Regions from separate parts of the Homo sapiens genome. Here region 2 is linked to region 1. A link is a contact called in ENCODE Hi-C or POLR2A ChIA-PET data. All regions are on one chromosome and are shown on one strand. The core of a region is the stretch at or near the end of the contact, and the rest is flanking DNA. Distances in the headings are between cores, read along the strand shown.

Region 1 (3,005 bases), core at 466-2,965:
TGAACCTGAAGGTGTGGAGTATGAATCAGAAAGGGACAAATCATGAAGGGAAAATAGAAAAATCTGAATCCATTGGGCATACTTTAGTGAGAAAATGACTTCGGGGGCCTGAAAAGAGAAACTTCAGCTTCTGTAAGATGGGGTGCTATGCAAGGCAGCATCAAGAGGCACTTAGTAATATTTTCTAAAACACCTAAGTAGGTATGCTTTTAAGTCCAACTTCCTCTAGGAGAGAAGATGTCAAAAATACTGAAAGAAAACTGAATTTATACACAGCCTTGGCCAACCTCAGCATGTTGTGATTACGCATCTATGTACCTGCAACACCAGGCACAGGGCCTGGCATGGGCGAGCTCACCAGAGCCTGCTAGACAGATGTGGTAGCCTGAGATCCCACCCAAAGGGGAGAAAGGCTGGAGCAGAGGCAGGAGGACTGGACCATGGTCAGCACCAAACATCCAATGCCTTGGTTTTTTCTCCAGCCACAGGAGAGTCAGAACAACTCTGTCCTGCCCTCCTGGCAGGGAGCAAGGCCAACCTCTACTTCCCAAAGGCCACTTGAGAACTCCTTAAGGCAAGTCTTAGACAATGCATCCACGGGTCTGGAGGTGTCCTAATTACTGCTCAAGTACTAGGCAGCGTTAGGAGGTGGGCCAAAGCATGCCCAGGGGGCCATTAAACAGGCTGTGCTGAGAGCATCATTGATTCCCATTGACCCTATCCCATAGGATCTGCCTGATCCTCCACAGAGGGTAAGTTCCACCACTACCCCCATCCCTTCTTCTGGCTTCTATTTTTCGGTGCCCTTGGTATGTACACAGCCCCGTGTGGCTGAGGGGGTAGTGTCTGTCCCCATCCTTGCCAAATATGGGCTAGGCCAGAGAGCAAAGCTGCAGCTTGGCCACCCTGCGCTAGGAGTGGGGTGGGGTGGAGTGGGGGTGCGAGAGGCATAAGAGGAAAACAGGCATTTGCCAAAAAGACACTGCAGCCTCAAGTTAGATCCGTGACAATCACAGAACCTCAAAGAATCAGGAGGGCCTGGAAAGTCTTTGGCAATCGATTGGCCAGGCTCCAACCTCTTCTGTTCAAGGTCGTTTTCCTGACGCCAGGACAACAATACGATGTGGTGCATGCTTGCTCTAAGCGAGGGTGCGGAGTGTCCAGGTCAAGTTGGAGCAAATGACTGACCTTTGTGCCACCTCCCCACCCCTTTTCCCTGGCTTCGAAAATTCCAGCAAGCGAAGGCCTAGCAGCCTTCTGGGGGAGAAGTTCAAAGTCTGGCCCCAGAGCTGCAACAGGCTTCCAGCCTCTGGCCTCTGCGTCCGGGAACGCACCCAAAATTGCCCCCAAAGGAGGGTTCAGTGCACGGCGCTCTGGACCCACTAGAGCCCTGCCCGTGCGTGGACAGTCTGGGGACTCCAGGGTCAGCCCCTGCCCCACGGCCGCCCCCCGCGTCTCCCCCAGGCAGCCACCTGTCCGAGCGCGTGAAGAGGAAGGAGGGCGCACAGCCGCGACTAACCTGAGATGCCGCCCCCCACCACGACCACGTCGCATTTGTTGCTCATGGCGCTCGCCCCGTTCCAGGCCTCCCTGGTGCCCGCTGCTCCGTTTTCTGGGCCTCGATCCCAGTCCTGCCTGCCAGCCAGCCCGCCCGCCTGCCCGCCGGCCTGCTGCGCGCTGCCCCCGTGCACCAGCGCCTCGGCGAGCCGCTATATTACCAGCCCCGGGAGCCCGGACGCGCAGCCCCGCCCGCCCGCCTACGCGCAGGCAGGCCGGGTGCAGCGCAGGGCCACCGCCCCCGCCCGCAGCTCTGCAGCCCAGGCCCGGGGAGGGCGGGTGCCTGGGCGGAGAGGTCACCTAGGACTTCAAAGAGTCCCGCCCCAGAATCCCCACTCCTCAGCCTTCTGCACGGTATTTTCCCATCAGCCTCCCTAGTGCACTATCAGGCTTGGCGGCTGGGAGGACGGCAAATTGGGGTGTCTTCCTTCAGGGCCCCAATTACTCCTTGGGTGTAGGGCAAATAATAAGAAACTTCCATTGAGTGATTTCAAGGTACCAGGCACTGTGCTCAGTACTTTATGCATGATTCCTGTTCAAGCTTACAACAATCCATTTTGCAGATGAGGAAAACAAAACATGGTGAGTGACAACATAAGATAAAAAGTCAGAAAGAAAAAAAAAGAAAAGAAAAGAAAAGAAAAGCTAGGAAGATTCCAAGACCCACTTTGATTCACCACACAGTACTACCATTTCTTGGCATTCCCAGCCCACCTCACCCTCCTTCCAAATACCCACTTCTTTCCCCACTCCCCCTACGTGATTAAGTCAGGAAGGCTCCTCCCTAGCATCACAAATGCCGCACCTTAAATACACTCTTAAGCAATGCAGTGTGTCCTTGGTGGAAGCTGTTGAGGCTAGACCCCAGGAGACTAGTGGCAGCAGGGAAGAGGTGGTGGATCGGCATTGTGGGATTCAGAGCCCCCAGAAGCAGCAAGCCAAGTTACCTGTGTGACCCTGGAACGTGGGTATGAGGAGCCTGGTTTAGCCAAACACAGGGATGATTCAACAAGATTATAGGAGTTTAAGCTAAGGTGACTCCAGGGAAAACAGAAGTTTATGTCTTCTGGACAGTAGGAAAGCCACCTCTGAGAACTAAAAGTGGGAAGCAGCAACATAGAATGGCTTTTCAAGAAATAAACAGGTGAAGTGCTTCTGTTCAGGCCTGAGAGGGGCTGGCTTCAGATCTGGGGAATTTGATGAGAACCTGAAGCAAACCTCTGCCTCATCCCACACCATTCCCTGTATCTACCTGCTAGAAAGGTATCCTGAGCTTCTGCTGTCCTCAGACCAGAAGACAATTTGGGCACTTCTGTGACTGAGTCACAGGTGACAGGAAAAGTCTTTGTCCACCTCTGACTTCCATCTGTCCTGCTTTGGTATAAAACAGTCAGACCCTGTGCCTGAACCCCGATCCCTACCTCATGTCCCCACTGCAGAGAATGAAG
Region 2 (3,045 bases), core at 401-2,900, 59 kb after region 1:
ATCCACCTCTTTGATTTCAAGTTTAAAAGAGTACTTGCAGATTTTGTGTTATAGTAGACCATTAGCACCATCTAAAGGCTTCATACCAAATGTCTTGACTGTCAATGTGCATGTTGCTCAAAATGCTTTTTGCTCTGATGATATAATTATTTGGGAGACTGATACTCTGAAAACTTTTGCCTACCTGGAATGACACAGTAGGCCCCTACTGTATACTATGTGTCTGTGACTTAGGTTGTATTCCTGGAGAAGTGCATGTTGTCTGTAGCGCTTGCCTGTTTGAAAGAGGTAAAAGCGTAGTCCATGTGTATCAGAAGCTGTGTTGGCCTAAATTCACTCTGAAATTGAGCCTTATCTAAACTTGGCCATGAGTGCAGGAGTCAGGGGGGCAGGGTTGGGAAGAAGAATGGGGCAGACATCCAATAATAACCATTAGCTTGGGCCTGAGCGATTGAGGCTCCAGTCCTGCATTACTGTGTCCTAGGTTTGTGACTTTAACCTCTTTGAGCCTTTCATTTCTAAAGCAAGGCCATTATCTCTAGGGGCCCCACCAATTCTGCCATCAGTGTGGCCCTGGGTTTTGGGAAGATTATATAGATGGCCCGGTCCCTTACCTCTCTTTCATATCATTGCGGGGAGCAAAATAAAATGACCCAGGCAAGTCTTTGTTATACAATTCTTAAGCTCAGCCAACTTTCACTGAAATTATTTGGACTCAAGGCCAAGAGAAGTCTGACTTAAAATTTCCTCGGGAAGTTTTAATTTTATAGGGGCCCCGGTGTTTCGTTGGAGTCCCCAGAGTCCCTGGAAGCTCATGTGCTCCCAAAGACGTTTTAGAAATACACGCTGGTTTTATAAAAGACTTGGGTGGCATGTGGTTTTTAGAAGAAATTTACCTTTGATCCTGACCAGGTACTTTGATGTAGTCATCCAATGGGAAAGTGCCTTGTATAAGGGTCAAACCCAGGTAGGTGTGAGGAGGGAGGGTGGATGAAACAACAAGGAATCTTAAGCTTAGTAGACACAGAGATCTGTGGTCGAAGTTTACCCCTGTCCTTTACTGGCTGTGAGACTTGGGGAAAATCATACAACTTCTCTAGGCTTTGGTTTCCTTGTCTGTAAGATGTGGTTAACTAAAAAGATTTTAGGCTCAGCGGTGATTCAGGCCTGTAATCCTAGCACTTTGGGAGGTTGAGGCAGGAGGATCACTTGAGGCCAGGAGTTCAAGACCAGGCCGGGCAACATAGCGAGACTTTGTCTCTACAAAATTTAAAAAATAGCTGGGCATGGTGGTGTAGGCCTGTAGTCCCAGCTACTTGGGTGGTTGGGGAAGGAGGACCTCTTGAGCCCAGGAGTTTGAGGCCGCAGTGAGCTATGATTGCAACGTTGCATTCCAGCATGGGAAACAGAGTGAGACTGTCTACACATAAATAAATAAATCTTTAAAAAATTGTTGAGAAGATTAAATTAGTGTATCTATCCTGTCTAGCACCATCCTTGATACAAAGTAAAGATTCTATGAGGGATGTCATTGACTTCTTATCTTAAAAGCAGACACTCCTGTTTAAGGCAACACACTGCACAAAGAAAGGCTGAAGGCTCTCGCTTATGAAAACAGGCCCCAGCAATAGATTGCGAGTCTAGATTCAACAAACTCTTGCCAGTTTCCTCTGACTCACAGCCTGGGGCCTTGCCTTTGTCTTTCAAAATGTCCTCTCTGCCCACTGTTTCTGAGTATCTGCCATGGCTCTGCATTTCCCCTGCATGATCCTGCTTCTCTGCTTTCAGCACAGGTGGCTTTTGCTATCAGGGTATTTGAAGTTTTCCTTTGATGGCCCTGCAACTAAGCAACTTAATTATGGATGAGCACTCTGACTAAATGCTTGTATCTCTCTTTCTTTTTTAGTCAAATACCCCTGGCATATATCCAGGGCTTCAATGCACAAAAGCAAAGGGAAAGCTGACCCACCCACCACTGAACAACCCCCAATCCCTTCCCATCCATCTGCTGCTTGGAGCCTTTGTTAGAAGGGAAGAGGGAGGAAGAGTGAGCTAGGAGGAAATGAAAAGGAAAAATGAGACACATTTCCATAAAATATGGAATTTAATATTTTAAATTCTCAAGATGAATGATGCATTATCAGCAATGCTACTGTATGTAAAATAATAGAGCTAACTATGTTCTGATATTGGTCAAACCAGTATTTTAATGAGATTACTAGACTACTCCCATTTTTAATCACATATATAAAACATCACCCAGGCACAACCCTTGAAAAGAAGAAAAGGCAAAACAGAGAAACCCAAAAAGTAAGATATAAGATTTCTTACTGGTGAAAATAAAACGGGAACAGATTTTTCTAAAGTACCTTTACCTTGAGTACAGAGAAATATTAGAGGAGGGAAGCATGTGCTTGTGTGTGTGTGTATGTAGAAAGAATATTCATAGTACCAGAAGAGATATTCACAATCTAGCCTAAGAAACTGAGAAGTAGAAAGCGTAAGTGGTTCACTTGGAATCATGTGTTTGGTTATTGGTGGAACCAAAGGTGCATTCAGATTTCCTGACTCTGAGGGGGATTGCTGGGCAGAGCCATGTTGGCAATAAAGTCTCTGAAATGTCCAAGTAACTGTTGCTTGCTAAGTGCTAAGCTGGTTCATTCAGTTTGCAGTCCCATCCTCTTTGCTCTTGTTCTTAGACTTGCTCACCCCATTGGCCTTTTGTTCCCGGTGATTTCAGTATGCCCATGAAATCTCAGAAAGAAGCTATAGTTCCAATTGATATGCCCTGTAAGCATAAAATACACACCAGTCTTGAAAGACTTGGTATAAACAAGAATGTAAAATGTCTCATTAATAATTTTTCATATTGATTACATGTTGAAATGATCACTTTTGGGACATAGTGTATTAAGTAAAATATGCTAACACTAATTTCATCTGTTTCTCTTTATTTTTTAAAATGTGGCTAAAAGGAAATGTTAAATGATATGTATATATAGTTCATATTATATTCCTATTAGGCAGCACTGACTTATGTAATAT

The links. A loop is a pair of places that touch in the nucleus more often than their neighbours do. ChIA-PET counts read pairs that join two places held with the same protein, here RNA polymerase II (POLR2A). Pooled maps may share reads with other maps.
Region 2: a loop to region 1 is called in a pooled map, with 2.2 times the contacts of the local background. The contact joins the enhancer-like site here to the promoter of MAOB in region 1. A Hi-C loop is called at or near these places in 1 of 168 maps with a recorded cell type or tissue (prostate gland) and 1 of 50 pooled maps. POLR2A ChIA-PET finds 5 or more read pairs at or near these places in 1 of 52 experiments (Panc1).

The regions. Positions count from the first base shown.
Region 1 is chrX:43,880,735-43,883,739 of GRCh38, forward strand. It overlaps MAOB (monoamine oxidase B), which reads right to left and starts at 1,716. Exons shown (of 15, transcript NM_000898.5): 1 at 1,520-1,716. The coding sequence starts at 1,565.
Region 2 is chrX:43,939,326-43,942,370 of GRCh38, forward strand. No RefSeq gene overlaps it. Among named protein-coding and RNA genes, the nearest start is that of NDP-AS1, 8.9 kb to the right of the region's middle. Within about 2 kb of position 1,651, at least 2 of the 41 ENCODE cell types and tissues checked have a DNase peak (open chromatin) inside an H3K27ac peak, as active enhancers do.